Regions from separate parts of the Homo sapiens genome. Here region 1 is linked to region 2. The links are chromatin loops, found by intact Hi-C in ENCODE. Cell type or tissue: PC-3. All regions are shown on one strand.

What was found. A loop is a pair of places that touch in the nucleus more often than their neighbours do. Peaks named below come from ENCODE experiments on the same cell type or tissue, not always from the same donor. Only the 100,000 strongest peaks of a DNase experiment are listed, where the experiment ranks them.
Region 1: a loop joins it to region 2, with 22 times the contacts of the local background. A loop is called at or near these places in 13 of 110 quality-filtered maps.

What each region holds. Positions count from the first base shown.
Region 1 is chr7:129,397,654-129,405,653 of GRCh38, forward strand. It overlaps AHCYL2 (adenosylhomocysteinase like 2), which reads left to right. Exons shown (of 17, transcript NM_015328.4): 6 at 2,637-2,731; 7 at 5,726-5,832; 8 at 7,444-7,560. It also overlaps the pseudogene RNU7-16P. Among named protein-coding and RNA genes, the nearest start is that of STRIP2, 33 kb to the right of the region's middle. In PC-3, a CTCF peak has its summit at 4,799 (motif pointing right); a DNase peak (open chromatin) is centred at 3,968; H3K27ac peaks cover 1,352 bases.
Region 2 is chr7:129,469,000-129,476,999 of GRCh38, forward strand. It overlaps STRIP2 (striatin interacting protein 2), which reads left to right. Exons shown (of 21, transcript NM_020704.3): 18 at 1,650-1,716. Among named protein-coding and RNA genes, the nearest start is that of SMKR1, 30 kb to the right of the region's middle. RefSeq lists an enhancer at 840-1,379. In PC-3, a CTCF peak has its summit at 3,508 (motif pointing left); DNase peaks (open chromatin) are centred at 2,722 and 3,552; H3K27ac peaks cover 1,942 bases.

The DNA of each region.
Region 1 (8,000 bases), 71 kb before region 2:
CAGCCATAGTTTTGTGACTCTGTTGGTTTTCCAGCAAGTAATTTGCCCTGACTTAATGTTTGGTGTTTCTGCTTCAGGAGTAAAGAAGACTTGACCTGGCAGATTAATATTTGATCACAACATCCACTGGTACTTGATGGACAAAAGAAATAGAGAAATTTGGACTTTGCCAGCCTCTTGCCTTTACTCTTTGGCAGTACAGCTAGCACTCTCAGCATTTCATTTGTTCTTTCATTTTAATTTACTTATTTATAAGATTTTATGGCTGTATATATGATAGAAAAATATTTAATACTTTATTAATACAAATATTAAATGTGTACCCCAGTGAATTGTACATACGCATTCATTTCTTTTCCTTTTTTTAAAAGTAGAAACGGAGTCTTGCTGGGTCACCCAGGCTGGGGTGCAGTAGTGCAGTCGTGTTTCACTGCATCCTTCAATTCCTAGGAACAGGTGATCCTCCCACTTCAGTCTTCTGAGTAGCTGGGACTTCAGGCATGTGCCACCATGCCCAGCTAATTTAAAAAAAATGTTTGAAGACACAGGGTCTTGCTGTGTTGCTCAGGCTGGTCTCAAACAGCCAGCCTCAAGTGATCCTCCTGCCTCATCCTCCCAAAGTGCTGGGATTACAGGTGTGAGCCACCATGCCCAGCCCATTTCTTTTTTCTGTTTTTTTTTTTAAATTTAATTTAATTTTTATTTTTTATTTTTATTTTTATTTTTATTTATTTATTTTTTTTGAGATGAAGTCTCACTCTGTCGCCCAGGCTGGAGTGCAGTGGCATGATCTCGGCTCACTGAAACCTCTGCCTCCCAGGTTCAAGCGATTCTCCTGCCTCAGCCTCCTGAGTAGCTGGGATTACAGGTGCCCTCCACTATACCCGGCTAATTTTTGTATTTTTAGTAGAGACGGGGTTTCACCATGTTAGTCAGGCTGGTCTCGAACTCCTGACCTCAGATGATCTGCCTGCCTCGGCCTCCCAAAGTGCTGGGATTACAGGTGTGAGCCACCGCACCCGGCTGCCCCATTTTTTTTTTTAAACAAATGCTTACTGACCTACGCTAAGAGCTGTAAGGGCAAATGAGACAATGTCCTTACCCTCAGAATCTTATATTTTGGTGAGATAATACACATATATAAATAATGATGATACAAGGACATATATAATAAATGCCATGACAGATTATAAATCCATATTCACTACACAAACAAGAGGCTTAGGAAAGTTCAGATTCCCACTTTGGGAAGCTGAGGCAGGTGGATCACCTGAGGTCAGGAATTCAAGACCAGCGTGGCCAACATGGTGAAACCCTGTCTTTACTAAGAGTACAAAAATTAGCTGAGTGTGGTGGTGCAGGCCTGTAATCCTAGCTACTCATGAGGCTGAGGCAGGAGAATCGCTTGAACCCAGGAGGCGGAGGCTGCAGTGAGCCGAGATCGCGCCACTGCACTCTAGCCTGGGTGACAGAGTGAGACTCCATCTCAAAAAAAAAAAAAAAAAAAAAAAGAGGCCAGGCGCGGTGGCTCACACCTGTAATCCCAGCACTTTGGGAGCCTGAGGTGGGCGGATCATGAGGTCAGAAGTTCGAGACCAGCCTGGCCAATATGGTGAAACCCCGTCTTTACTAAAAGTACAAAAATTAGCTGGGCGTGGTGCCACGCACCTGTAGTCCCAGCTACTCAGGAGGCTAAGGCAGGAGAATCGCTTGAACCCAGGAGGCAGAGGTTGCAGTGAGCCGAGATTATGCCACTGCACTCCAGCCTGGGTGACAGAGCAAGACTCCGTCTCAAAAAAAAAAAAGAAAAGAAAAGTTAAGATTCCTTGAGAGCTCATTTCCAGCTGGGTTAATCAGACTTCATTAGGAACATGACACTTAACTGGGCTATGAATTCTAGTAACGTTTTAGCAAGTGGAGAAACACGTAAGGGTTTTTTTCTTAATAATAGGGTGGAATGATTAAAGTATAGAAGCAAGAAAAATTAAAGTGTAATTGGGAAATGGTGAGAATGCCAGTTTGAGTGGATCAAGAAGTACCTGTTTCTGGTTTTTGTTTTCCCTTTAGTCACTTTTTTTTTTTTTTTTTTTTGAGACAGAGTCACGCCCTGTCGCCCAGGCTGGAGTGCAGTGGCACGATCTTGGCTCACTGCAACCTCCACCTCCCAGGTTCAAGCAATTCTCCTGCCTCAGGCTCCCAAGTAGCTGAGATTACAGGCATGCACCACCACGCCCAACTAATTTTTGTATTTTTAGTAGAAACAGGTTTCATCATGTTGGCCAGGCTGGCCTTGAACTCCTAACCTCAGGTGATCCACCCACCTCAGCCTCCCAAGGTGCTGGGATTTCAGGAGTGAGCCACCGCACCTGGCCCCCTTTCATTACATTTTAAACAACTGTCATACTTTTGTCCATTCTGCTTGTCCTCCTTGGGCTAATAAGAGCAGAATGACCAACAAAGACAAAGGAATGGATAAAGGGGCTGAAGGCAACGCCAATCAGTGAAGAATGTCAATCCAAGGAGTATAGCAGAATGAGAGAGTTGGAAATTAGGAAAAACCAGAATCTTCTCACTAAAATTAGGGGGTCAGCCTTTTTTGGTCTTTAATGGTTTCCCTTTGTTCCTTTTTTTCCCAGGATTTCCTGTTTTTGCCTGGAAGGGAGAGTCAGAAGATGACTTTTGGTGGTGTATCGATAGATGTGTGAATGTGGAGGGCTGGCAGCCAAACATGGTGGGTCAGATTTCTGCTAACACAATTCTGTAGGGGTCAGGAATGGGGATGGGTGGAGGTTATGGCCTAGGAGAGGGTTTCCCAACAAGAAGGAAGGAAAATGGCTTCATTTCTATCTGATATACCTGGGTTTCCAGCAGAACTAGATTCTTATGCTACGGGTACCCCAAGAGTATTGAAGCTCTTATAACCTCAGAGTGCCTTAATTATTGGTTCTAATGTTGGAAGCATTTATATTCATTAGAAACATTAAAGCACTGCCCAGGATTCACATGTGGCTGGTTAAAAAACAATAGTAATGAGTTTCCATCCCCTGCTACTGCCTACTTCCCACCCCTTACAACAACCAAAAAACCCAAACAAACCACCCCAGAACTCTGGAGATACTTAGCCTTCTCTCTAGAATCCATATACTTGTAATGTTAGTCAGGACTAGAAAAAAAATAAAAATAATATTCATATAATGAATTTATAGTAAACCTGAAGAGCTTACAAGTTCAAATTTCTTCTCTTTATATTCTTTCCCCACATTAAAAAAGACGAGATGAAGTTTTAGGGTTTTAATTTTTGCTTCATTTTTATTTTTGTTTTATTTTTTAGAAGATCAAGTCTTGAAGCCTCATAGCACATTAGATTTGCAAAGAGGCAAAAAGCTACACAAAGGGCCAGGTGTGGTGGCCTGTAATCCCAGCACTTTGGGAGCCCAAGGCAGGTGGATTACTTCAGCCCAGGAGTTCGAGACCAGCCTGGGCAACATAGGCTTTCTACAAAAAATACAAAAATTAGCAGGATGTGTTGGCATGCACCTGTAGTAGTAGTCCCAGCTACTTAGGAGGCTGGGACTCCTAAGTGGGAGGATCACTTGAGCCCAGGAGGTGGAGGTTGCAGTGAGCCGAGATCACACCACTGCAGTCCAGCCTGGGTGAGAGAGTGAAACCATGCCCCCATCCCAGTGCCCCCCCCCAAAAAAGCTACACAAAGTATAAGGTGCTCCTATTTTGCAAATAATTCTGCCCTCTCCCCTAGGGGGAGGGGGCAGAAATTAGGGAATGTACTGAGAAAAGAATCCCTGAAGCTCTAGTCCAACCATTGCTTGCTGCTGAAGGCTGCAGAGCAGGCCTCACTTGGTGCATGGCAGAGAAGTAGCTTCTTTCTGAATTCTGTGATCCAGGTCACACTGCACCAGGCTTGTTTGAGGAAGCTGGGTTAGAGCTTCATATCCTAAAGGGGTGGGGGAGCAGAGTTGACAGTGGCTGTAAGATGAGTCAGCTCATTCCAACAGTTTTAATAGTGACACAAGGGAGTGTGACTGACAGATGCTGAAGCAGATATGCCAGGGGGTTTCTCCTGGGAATAAAACATTGATTTTTAAAGTCAGGAACCCAGGGAGGACATTAGGATTATACCTGGAGAACTTTTACAAACTGTAGAACCAGCACAAACTGCTAGGAAGGTTAATAAAGAGAGTAAGACAAGGACAAAAACAGTTGTCACCCCAGAAAACAGGACCCATACCTGTTTGGATTCTGTCAAGATTTAGTACTTCTCCTTGCTTCCCAACCTCTGGAAGATTTCCTGATGACAATAATTTTCTGCAGTAGATTTATATGGTGAGAATTATGGGCAGCATTCATTAAGTAAATCTTAGAGACAGCAACTACTGTCTCTAGTGGATAAGAATAGTGAAACTTACAACACAGAGTTTCCAGTTGTTCAATCTCTCTTGTCTCTTATCTTTTCTGTGGAAGGGAAAACTTCATCAGGGATTCCATACATGGAGAATGGGAGAGAGAAACTCAGAAGAGCTTTTTGCTTTCTTGGGGCATCTGTTCTGGGGGTTTCTACTTGTAGTATGGAGCAAGTACAAGAGCTTTGATGAGAGTCCTAACTTGGATCCTGGTTCTCAAGCAAGGTTTGAGTGAGAGAAAATAGGTCAACAGCAAGAGCAAAAGCAAAAAAGAGATCAGGTGGTAGACATGAGGTTGGGGATTTTGTGTACTCTGGGGTCCAGAATGGCAGTTTTGGCACTTATAGTAGAGTTGATAATTGATGAGACTGCAAGATGGGTGCATGTCAGCAGAGGGCAACCCAGTTCTGTGGGACTTTCCAGGAGGATGGGTATAACAATTTGCAGAGTCCTGCTAAACACTTCTGACAGCCTAGGGAAGGACTGAAGTGTCACAGCCTCGTGCCTAACAATGTTCTAAGCTGGTTTTTCTTTAGTTTTATAATTCAAAAGCTTTTCTCTGCTGATGAAAGCTCCAGTGGGCACAGCGTTGTGTTTATCTTTAATCCCAACCTGAAATAGTGATAGATGAGCTGTTCAGAGGCATGCTTGCACACCTACATGCTGCACGGTTCCCTGGTTATTTTTAATTTGGTTTGTACAGAGTGTGAGGTTGTGCTAGGCAAAACCCTACAGTGCTGCCTGATATTTTGGGTGGGAGAGTGCCTATACTTTGGGAGAAGAAAAGGATTAAGGAATACAGTTTTATAAACCATTGTTCTGACAGGGAGACTTAATTATCTGACCATTTATTGATTTATTTTTCTTTTTTTTCTCAAGAGGCTGTGTAAACTGAGGCTGTTTATTTAAACTAAGTCTTGACTGAATATATTTAAAGTCCCTTTAGGCTTTCTGAATACCTATAGTAGATTCAAGATCTAGTGGCCTAGTAACTACAAGTTACCAATCCATAAGAAAATCCTCGGTTAGTTGCTGTATATTTTGATACAGTAGATATGTCACGGGGAGGGTCGTTTGGCTGCGCGAATTACAATTGGCCTTTCTCCTCTCATTGTCTTTTACTTCAATATAATGACTATTTGGCAGATTATTGTATTTACTCTGGCTTTAAGTTACTTTGCATAACCATATGGGAAATTTTAAATATCTGTAAATTGCTAATTAGATTGGGATGCAAGACCCAGAGAAGCACTGAAGCCTTGAGACTTCAGCAAAGTGAATGATGTTATTGATGCTTACTATTGCAGATCTTGGATGATGGAGGGGATCTTACCCACTGGATTTATAAAAAGTATCCCAACATGTTTAAGAAAATCAAGGGCATAGTAGAGGAGAGTGTTACTGGAGTTCACAGGTAAGATTTGACATGGGCATACCTGGTTTTATGCAGTCTAGACATAAAATCTTATAAACACATACCTATAAAACACATGTTAAAAATTGGAGCCTGGGCCAGGCGCGGTGGCTCACGCCTGTAATCCCAGCACTTTGGGAGGCTGAGGTGGGCGGATCACGAGGTCAGGAGATCAAGACCATCCTGGCTAACACGGTGAAACCCCGTCTCTACTAAAAATACAAAAAAATTAGCCTGGTGTGGTGGGCGCCTGTGGTCCCAGCTACTCGGGAGGCTGAGGGAGGAGAATGGCATGAACCCAGGAGGCGGAGCTTGCAGTGAGCAGAGATCATGCCACTGCACTCCAGCCTGGGTGACAGAGCGAGACTCCATCTCAAAAAAAAAAAAAAAAAAAAAAAAAAAAAAATTGGAGCCTGCTATGAGGTAACCACATCTCAGCTTGCTATGAGGTGACCAGATCTCAGCTTGCTATGAGGTGAGCAGATCTCTCTTGTTTTTTTTTTTTAATTAACAACACAAATAATGAACCTAAAATAGTGAGAAGGGGGCAGGTGGGAGAACAAGTGAAGTCCTCATGTTTTCTAGTGATTGTAAACAATTAACTTGTCCTTTTTGGACACATATATTCATTCATTCATTCAACAAATATTTATTGAACTTCTACAATGAATGAGGAACTGCTCTAGATGCTAGGAATCTAGCAGTAGACAAAACAGACAGAAAAAAACTCTGCCATCTTAGAGCTTACATTCTTACATGGAGAGCAAGGATGTAGGGTTCTGCTTCTCAAATGAGTAATAATTCTCTGAGTAAAATTGGAATTATTTCAGTTCAATTTCTGTGATCATTTCTATGATTTATTTCACCCATAAAGAACTAAAAGTATGAAAAAAAAAAGTTGTAGGGAAGTAAATTCTGAACCAGCCACCATCACTGCTTCAATACATTATCATCTTTTTGAATGTACAAAACTGAGGTCAGGAGTTCAAGACCAGCCTGGCCAACGTGGTGAAACCCCGTCTCTACTAAAAATACAAAAATTAGCTGAGTGTGGTGGCGGGCGCCTATAATCCCAGCTACTCAGGAGTCTGAAGCACAAAAATCGCTTGAACCCTGGAGGCAGAGGTTGCAGTAAGCTGAGATCACACCATTGCTCTCCAGCGGGGACAACAAGAGTGAGACTCCATCTCAAAACAAACAAACAAACAATAAAAGCACAAACAGCCAGGCGTAGTCTCATGCACTTGTAGTTCTGGCAGGCAGGGAGACCAGTGCAGATTTAGTGAACATTGTACCTAGTAGGTAATTTTTCAACCTTCAACCCGCTCCCACTCTCCCACTTTTTATAGTCTCCAGTGAAGGCCTTAAAATTTAGAGGTGGGTCAAGGATTTCCCCCACATGACTTTTGAATAAAATCTTTATTGTGAAGCTATATATGCAGGCTCTAGAAAGATATTCTTTATTTCTCAGTGGCCACCTAACAGGATGAAACTAGTCATGTCTCATGGTCTCATGCCTACCCAATCAACGTATTTCTGGGGCCTCCTATGAAAGCAATGGTAGATTGTAATGTCCTGGTGTTTTTTGTTCTTGGCTTCCCTCATCCTCAGGCTGTACCAACTGTCCAAAGCTGGGAAGCTGTGTGTTCCAGCCATGAATGTCAATGACTCAGTCACCAAACAGAAATTTGACAACCTCTACTGTTGCCGTGAATCAATTCTTGATGGGTAATGTTTATTATCTTTGAGATGAAGTTGTGATGTCCAGTTGAGATTCTAAGTTTTTTGGCTTTGGTTATTTCTGGAAAGGATTCATGTAGCACCTCTGGATAATGTCTCCATAAAGCCAGAGCTTTGTCACCTCATAAATTAAAATTACATTATTTTTATTTTCTCCTTTGTATCTTTTCTATTTCTAAATATTATATTTTCAAAATATTATCTAATAAATGTATGTTGCTTTTATGTTTAAAAGTTACTGTGTTATCTACATCTTCTTCCTTTCTGCACCACTTGCAAGAAAGGGGAAAAAAAAAGGAAAAAAACCCTTACATATAGGATTGGTTAGATGGCAGGGAGTGAGAAAATATGTATTTTATTTAACCTTCCTGTCTGGTCATTAGTTTCTCTAGGATAGAAACCAGACTTTCAGTGTTACAGGTCTTTTA
Region 2 (8,000 bases):
GTCTATATGAGCTAAACATGCCCCACCTCAGAGACTGAATTGACTCTTCAATCCCTATTCCAGATTCCCTGGGTTAGAGGTTCACTCCTAGATCAACTGTGGCTAGGGGAGTGGTATACAGAAATTGAATGTTCCTTCTGCACCCATGGACCTAGAATGGGAGGTACAGACAATTCAATAGATGTCCATTTGGTTCAGTTTGGAGTTGGAAGAGTGGTAGCAACAGACTACACCTTTTGCTAAGGTTGGCCTGAACAAGATGATCCTCTTATGCACCATCTGTAAGTTTTACTTTTGAATGATCTCTGAGAACTTGGAGATCACAGCTCATTATTGCAGAATTTTCTCATGGCTCTTAACAATCTAGATGTTCTAGATACTTGTAAATTAATTTTATGCCCCCTTAGGCTAGATTTCAATTCACTAAGAGAATGGAACAAATCTATCTTTGATTTCCCACCCCCATTTCCTGGTCGCCGGCAACTACTTTGCCATAGGGCTTTGTCAGTGGGAGGTGGGTGGATAGGTGGATGAGCCAGCCAAGAATGTTCATCCTAATGGAGCAGTACAGAACTGGCAACCCTGGGAAAATCCAATAGAGTGAATCAAGATGATGAACAACATTACAGGTAGTTTGACACTGCCCTCTCCCAAGCTGACCCTTCTCCTCTCCTACCCTGGTCCCCCAGGTTATCTTGGACAAAGGTAAACATTTCTGGCCAAATAAATTGTTGCCTTTTACTTGTATAGAAGTTTTGACTTTTAAAATGTAGAGACAGGTTCATTATAGCAGTGTGAACTTGTCGTCGTCAAAGCCACTGCTTTGCCAACATCCTTTATCCATTTCCAGCTGCACTAGTTCAGATAGGTTGGTGTTCAAAACCTCATGGAACATCAGAACCAGAAGGGGCATTAGAGATTAGCTAGTCCAGATTCTGTATTGTGTCAGTGAAGAAGGGAGAAGAGGAAAGAGACAGCTGTCATTTATTTTGTAACTATGTCCTTGTCATAATGCAATGCCTTATTTCCCCTCCTAACTCATGCCTGCTTCCCTGGGCTCACTACAGAGCTGTAGCTTGCAGTCCCCCACTGTCAGCTATTACCATTCTTGAGTTACTAGATTAGCCTTTCTATAGGAAACTGCCCCTGTCTCAAGCTTCCTTTAGGAGTGGCTTCTGTAATCATTCCCCAGAGCTCCCAGCTTTCAGAAAGATCTGGTGAGAGACACAGGAGGATCATTTCATCCTCCCATCCTCAGATTGTTATCCAGTGGGATGGGTTTGGGCAGTGTCTGTGGGAGCAGTTATATTCACACATACAGTTAAATGCAGAAACACAAATGCACTCAAGTTTACATGTTCCTTTAAAGAAGCAAGGAGTGCTAAGAAAAGAGGCTCTCTTTCTGCTTTCTTTTGCATCTACCAGATGGGTGCCAGCCTCAAAGAACTCATTGGTTCCTCTCATGACAGGAAAGGAGACTGGAGCTAGAGTTGCCTGGCACCAGAGCCCTCATTTCAGCTGAGGTCACTAAGCAATTTGGGAAATGGATAGGGGCTGCTGGAGAGAAATAACTCCTGCCCTTTCCAGATACAGCCAATTCCTGCTGTTGCCATTTACCTAAAGCCTGTCCTTATCTCTGCATCTTACAGCATCTCAGTCCTGGATTATCCTTGCTGTACCATCCAGGATTTGCCGGAGCTTACTACTGAAAGTCTGGTAAGCAGATGGGGATTTGGTAGCCTTTGAAATTGCTAGGTAGCACAGGTTGGCATTTGCTCTTTCATTTCTTCTCCAACCCCTTAATGCCCTGGTTTGAGAGTCTCAGATCAATGAAGGTATATTGGCAAGAGCAGAGATGCAGCAGGGGTTTAGAGTTGCTGACCCAGTTGAGAAAGATTTGGAAAAGTTTAGCGTAGCATTTTTCAGAGAAGAGGAAACAGCCAGTGAAAAACACTAAGGAGGAAAAGGAATTTAGAAACATAATGGGACCGAAATTGAGCGTGAATATCTATGCTAAATGCAGGACAATCTCTTCTGGTCTAGCACAAATAATTATCTGTCTTCTTTCTGCTGTGCTACAGGGAGTTCACTTCTTATTTTCATATAGGTAATAAAACCTAGCAAGCAATGTGTACTTGAGAAAATACTTTGTCTAAGTCTCTCGGAGGCAAAAGTCTATATAGCCACAAAAGGATAGCCCAGAAAGTTTCTCATCTTGAAAACAGCTCTAGGCAAATCAGAAAAGTCACTCACGGTTATTCTTAATTCCATGAAACTGACTGAACAACAGCCATACTGAAGATGAGGTATCTACCTCATCATGTATTGCCATAGCTCCTTAGATAAGCCACAATCCATACCTCCAGCCTGTTGCATTGTAATTATGCATTTGTGTCTGTTTCTTAATTTGACTGTAGAATCCTTGAATGAAGAGGTAGTATAATCATTTTTATATCCTTAGAGTCTAGCACTTTGTCTGGTACATTGAAGAGCTCAATAAATGTCAAATGATTGAATCATGGCATGCACCAATGGTTACTACAACCCTTTGTCCTCCAATTGTAATTCCTGCAAAATGTTGAGTCAGAAAAGTATATTATGCAAAAATAGAATGACAATCTCTGTGGTACAGGTTTTATAGAACCATGGGATTCTTGGCTGGAGGGGACTTAAGAGCCATTTGATCCAACCCCCTTATTTCAAAGATGAGAAACCTGAAGGCCCAGTGAATGAAGTGACTTGTCATGGTTTACTCCTCATAGGTGACAGAGCCTGAATCAGACATGAGTCAAAAGACCCATGTCCTGAGACACCAACCTAGCACCCTTTTTTACCACTGGGATAGAGAGATTCCCTGGTCTTATTTAGATGTGGCCTCAGCAGCCAAAGAAGTTGGAAGCTTTTTATTCCTACAGAGAAGTAATAAATTGTCTAACCCTCTCTATGTTATTTATGATGCTATTCAGTCTTTTTTCAAGTTTTTTATTAAAAAAAATTTTTTTTACCCACACTACAGAGATGTAGCTATTAAATCGTTAAAACAACTCTATGAGGTTAGTATTACTATTTTATAGATGGAGAAGTTAAATAGCTACCAGTTGAAAGTGGAAGTCAGGGTAGAGAGACATGTATCCCCTGCCATTCAGAGTTGGAATGAAGAATACATTTTCCACAGAAACAGTGGTACACAGTAGCATTAAAATTCTGCTATTAGTAGGGCATTTCAGAAGATAAAGTCAACTTTTATGGCCTGAATTTATTTCTTCCTATAATGTGTTTTTTATTTTCAGTTCCAACCCCATTGGTTCATATATAGGAATTGATAGGAACCACACTTTCACATCTCTCCCAATTGACCTTTGGGATATGTGCATAAAATTACTGAAATGAAGTGAACATAATAATTTATTATGTTTTCTAAGAAGATTTTAATATTATTCAGAGTGAAAGCATGTATTTATTCTTCCTGAAAAATAGTCATGCTAAGTATTTTACTACTTTGTGTGAAGCAATAGTGGCACCTGGTGGTTTCATTTAGTAACCACAGACTTTTTGTTTTGCTTGAATTTTGAATGAGCCCAGTCATGGGCTGCAATAACTAGTGAGTCTATTCCACATAGGTCCTCAGTATGGTTTATCTAAACTGGTGACTTCTGTGCTCAGAAAAACACTAATGTTCATATGAGTAAGATATATCTGTTTTTTTCAGGCTTAACAAATTGCAAGCACAGAAAATGTACTGGCTATTTGAATATATAGAATTTTCTTTTCTTTTCCTTTTTTTTTTTTTTTTTTTTTTTTTTTTGAGACAGAGTCTTGTGCTGTCACCCAGGCTGGAATGCAGTGGTGTGATCTCAGCTCACTGAAACCTCTGCCTCGTGAGTCCAAGTGATTTTCCTGCCTCAGCCTTCTGAGTAGCGGGGACTACAGGCACGTGCCACCATGCCCAGCTAATTTTTGTATTTTTAGTAGAGACAGGCTTTCATCATGTTGGCCAGGCTGGTCTCGAACTCCTGGTCTCAGATGATCCACCTGCCTCAGCCTCCCAAAGTGCTGGGATTATAGGCATGAGCCACAACGAATGGCTATAGGATTTTCTTTAAGTAACTTTTGAAGTTTTTTTCCTGATATTAAAATAAATATACGTATTGCAGAAAACTGGAGAAACAGAAAAGTATGAGGAAGAAAAATACTCTTATGCCACCTACATATAGCCACTGTTAATATTTTGCTGCAATTATATATATATTCACTCATATATAAACACATTAACAAAACTAAGACTTTATACATAGATATTTCATTTGACAGCAAAATTTAAATGTTCACAATATCATTTTATTAAACATTCTAGAGGACAATTTTTTTCTTTCTTTTTTGAAGACAGGGTCTTGCTTTGTCACCCAGGCTGGAGTGCAGTGCACTCGGCCTGAAGCACGGCCCATCGCAGCCTCAAGCTCCTGGGCTGAAGTGATCCTCCCACCTTCCCAAGTAGCTGGGTGTAGGTGGGACCACAGACATGCTACCATGCCAGGCTAATTTTTGTATTTTTTGTAGAGACGGGGTCTTTGTGTTGCCCAAGCTGATCTTGAACTCCTGGGCTCAAGCAATCTGCCCTCCTTGGCCTCCCAAATTGCTGGGATTACAGGTGTCAGCCACCATGCCCAGCTGAGGACATAATTTTAATTTCTTTAAATTTTTTATTTATTTTTTATTTTTATTTATTTATTTTTTTTGAGATGGAGTCTCGCTCTGTCGGCCAGGCTGGAGTGCAGTGGCGCCATCTTGGCTCACTGCAACCTCTGCCTCCCGGGTTCAAGCGATTCTTCTGCCTCAGCCTTCCGAGTAGCTGGGATTACAGGCACATGCCACCACGCCTGGCTAATTTTTTGTATTTTTAGTAGAGACAGTGTTGTACTGTGTTAGCCAGGATGGTCTCAATTTCCTGACCTGGTGATCCGCCCACCTCAGCCTCCCAAAGTGTTGGGATTACAGGCGTGAGCCACTGCACGCAGCCCAGGACATAATTTTTAATAGTTACACATAATATTCCACTATTTAGTTTCAAAAAGGATTCTGTGCTGTTGACATTTATTTATGTTTTCCTTGTGTAACTCCAAAACAAACATCCTTGCATGCAAATCTTTTATTTTTTTTTTTTGAGACAGGGTCTCGAAGTTGCTCAGGCTTGAGTGCAGTGGTGTGATCACAGCTCACTGCAGTCTTGACCTCCCAGGGTCAAATGATCCTTCCACCTCAGCCACCCAAGTAGCTAGGACTACAGGCACATGCCACTATGCTTGGCTAATTTTTAAATTAAAAAAAAATTTTTTTAGAGATAAAATCTCCCTAGAGACAGAATCTCCCTATTTTGTCCAGACTGGTCTCAAATTCTTGGGCTTAGTGATCCTCCTGCCTTGGCCTCTCAAAGTGCTGGGATTACAGGTGTGAGCCACAATGCCCAGCTGCACATGAATCTTTGATTATTTCCTTTAGATTCCTAGAAGTGGAATTATTGGGCTGAAGTAGTCTTTTTTTTTGAGACAGTCGCCCAGACTGGAGTGCAGTGGCGCAATCTCTGCTCACTGCAGCCTCCACCTCCCAGGTTCAAGCGATTCTCCTGCCTCAACCTCCCAAGTAGCTGGGATTACAGGTGTGTGCCATTACTGCCCAGCTAATTTTTGTACTTTTTAGTGGAAGCAGAGTTTCACCATGTTGGCCAGGCTGGTCTTGAACTCCTGACCACAAATGATCCACCTGCCTCAGCCTCCCAAAGTGCTGGGATTATAGGCCTGAGCCACCGCTGGGCTGAGGTAGTCTTGATTTATATTTTTTCAGTTTTCTGAATTTGAACTGAATTCATTTCAACTTTATATGAAACTCTAAACAGCATGATGAACATGAAATAAAGGTGAGCTAATGGCATATTAATTTCTGAAGTATTCCCATTTTGTCAAACTAATTAGCTCTTAGATAGGCCATCTTCACCAATATACTAAGTAGTTTCCCCTCCCACCTGGTACAGGAAGTTTAAAAATTTGTGTATCTCCAAATGTCGGTATTCATATTCAATCCACTAAACTAGGAAAAAATTGAAATAAAATTCCAAACTTAAATGAAGGATGGTGAACGTATGATTATGTGGAAGTTAAGTGTGGTCTTTGAAAGGAGGTTGCTGGAGAAGGCAGTGGATGTGGGCTCAGTATGTATTTTGCAATGCTTAGCATCTGAATGGTTGTTGAGAGCAGTGGTATGAAATGTAGGCTGTGCAAGGAAATGCTTTGGGGGATGGAAAATATTAAATATTTTATATGTATTATATTGATATCTTTTTATTTTTTTATTTTTTATTTATTTTTTTTATTGATCATTCTTGGGTGTTTCTCGCAGAGGGGGATTTGGCAGGGTCACAGGACAACAGTGGAGGGAAGGTCAGCAGACAAACAAGTGAACAAAGGTCTCTGGTTTTCTAGGCAGAGGACCCTGGGGCCTTCCGCAGTGTTTGTATCCCTGGGTACTTGAGATTAGGGAGTGGTGATGACTCTTTTTTTTTCTTTTTTTTTTTTTTCTTTTTATTTTTTTTTATTGATCATTCTTGGGTGTTTCTCGCATAGGGGGATTTGGCAGGGTCATAGGACAATAGTGGAGGGAAGTTCAGCAGATAAACAAGTGAACAAAGGTCTCTGGTTTTCCTAGGCAGAGGACCCTGCGGCCTACCGCAGTGTTTGTGTCCCTGGGTACTTGAGATTAGGGAGTGGTGATGACTCTTAACGAGCATGCTGCCTTCAAGCATCTGTTTAACAAAGCACATCTTGCACCGCCCTTAATCCATTTAACCCTGAGTGGACACAGCACATGTTTCAGAGAGCACCGGGTTGGGGGCAAGGTCATAGATCAACAGCATCCCAAGGCAGAAGAATTTCTCCTAGTACAGAACGAAATGGAGTCTCCCATGCCCGCCTCTTTCTACACAGACACAGCAACAATCTGATTTCCCCATCTTTTCCCCACATTTCCCCCCTCTCTATTGGACAAAACCGCCATCGTCGTCATGGCCCGCTCCCAATGAGCTGTTGGGTACACCTCCCAGAGGGGGTGGCGGCCGGGCAGAGGGGCTCCCCACTTCCCAGAAGGGGTGGCCAGGCAGAGGTGCCCCCCTCCTCCCGGACGGGGCGGCTGGCCGGGCGGGGGCTGCCCCCCACCTCCCTCCCGGACGGGGCGGCTGGCCGGGCGGGGGCTGCCCCCCACCTCCCTCCCGGGCGGGGCGGCTGCCGGGCAGAGACGCTCCTCACTTCCCAGATGCGGCGGCTGCCGGGCGGAGGGGCTCCTCACTTCTCAGACGGGGCGGCTGCCGGGCGGAGGGGCTCCTCACTTCTCAGACGGGGCGGCTGCCGGGCGGAGGGGCTCCTCACTTCTCAGACGGGGCGGCTGCCGGGCGGAGGGGCTCCTCACTTCTCAGATGGGGCGGCTGCCGGGCGGAGGGGCTCCTCACTTCTCAGATGGGGCGGCCAGGCAGAGACGCTCCTCAGCTCCCAGACAGGGTCGCGGCCGGGCAGAGGCACTCCTCACATCCCAGACGGGGCGGAGGGGCAGAGGTGCTCCCCACATCTCACGATGGGCGGCCGGGCAGAGACGCTCCTCACTTCCTAGACTGGATGGCGGCCGGGAAGAGGCACTCCTCACTTCCCAGACTGGGCAGCCGGGCAGAGGGGCTCCTTGCATCCCAGACGATGGGCAGCCGGGCAGAGACGCTCTTCACTTCCCAGACGGGGTGGCGGCCGGGCAGAGGCTGCAATCTCGGCACTTTGGGAGGCCAAGGCAGGCGGCTGGGAGGTGGAGGTTGTAGCTAGCCGAGATCACGCCACTGCACTCCAGCCTGGGCAACATTGAGCACTGAGTGAACGAGACTCCGTCTGCAATCCCGGCACCTCGGGAGACCGAGGCTGGCAGATCACTCGCGGTTAGGAGCTGGAGACCAGCCCGGCCAACACAGCGAAACC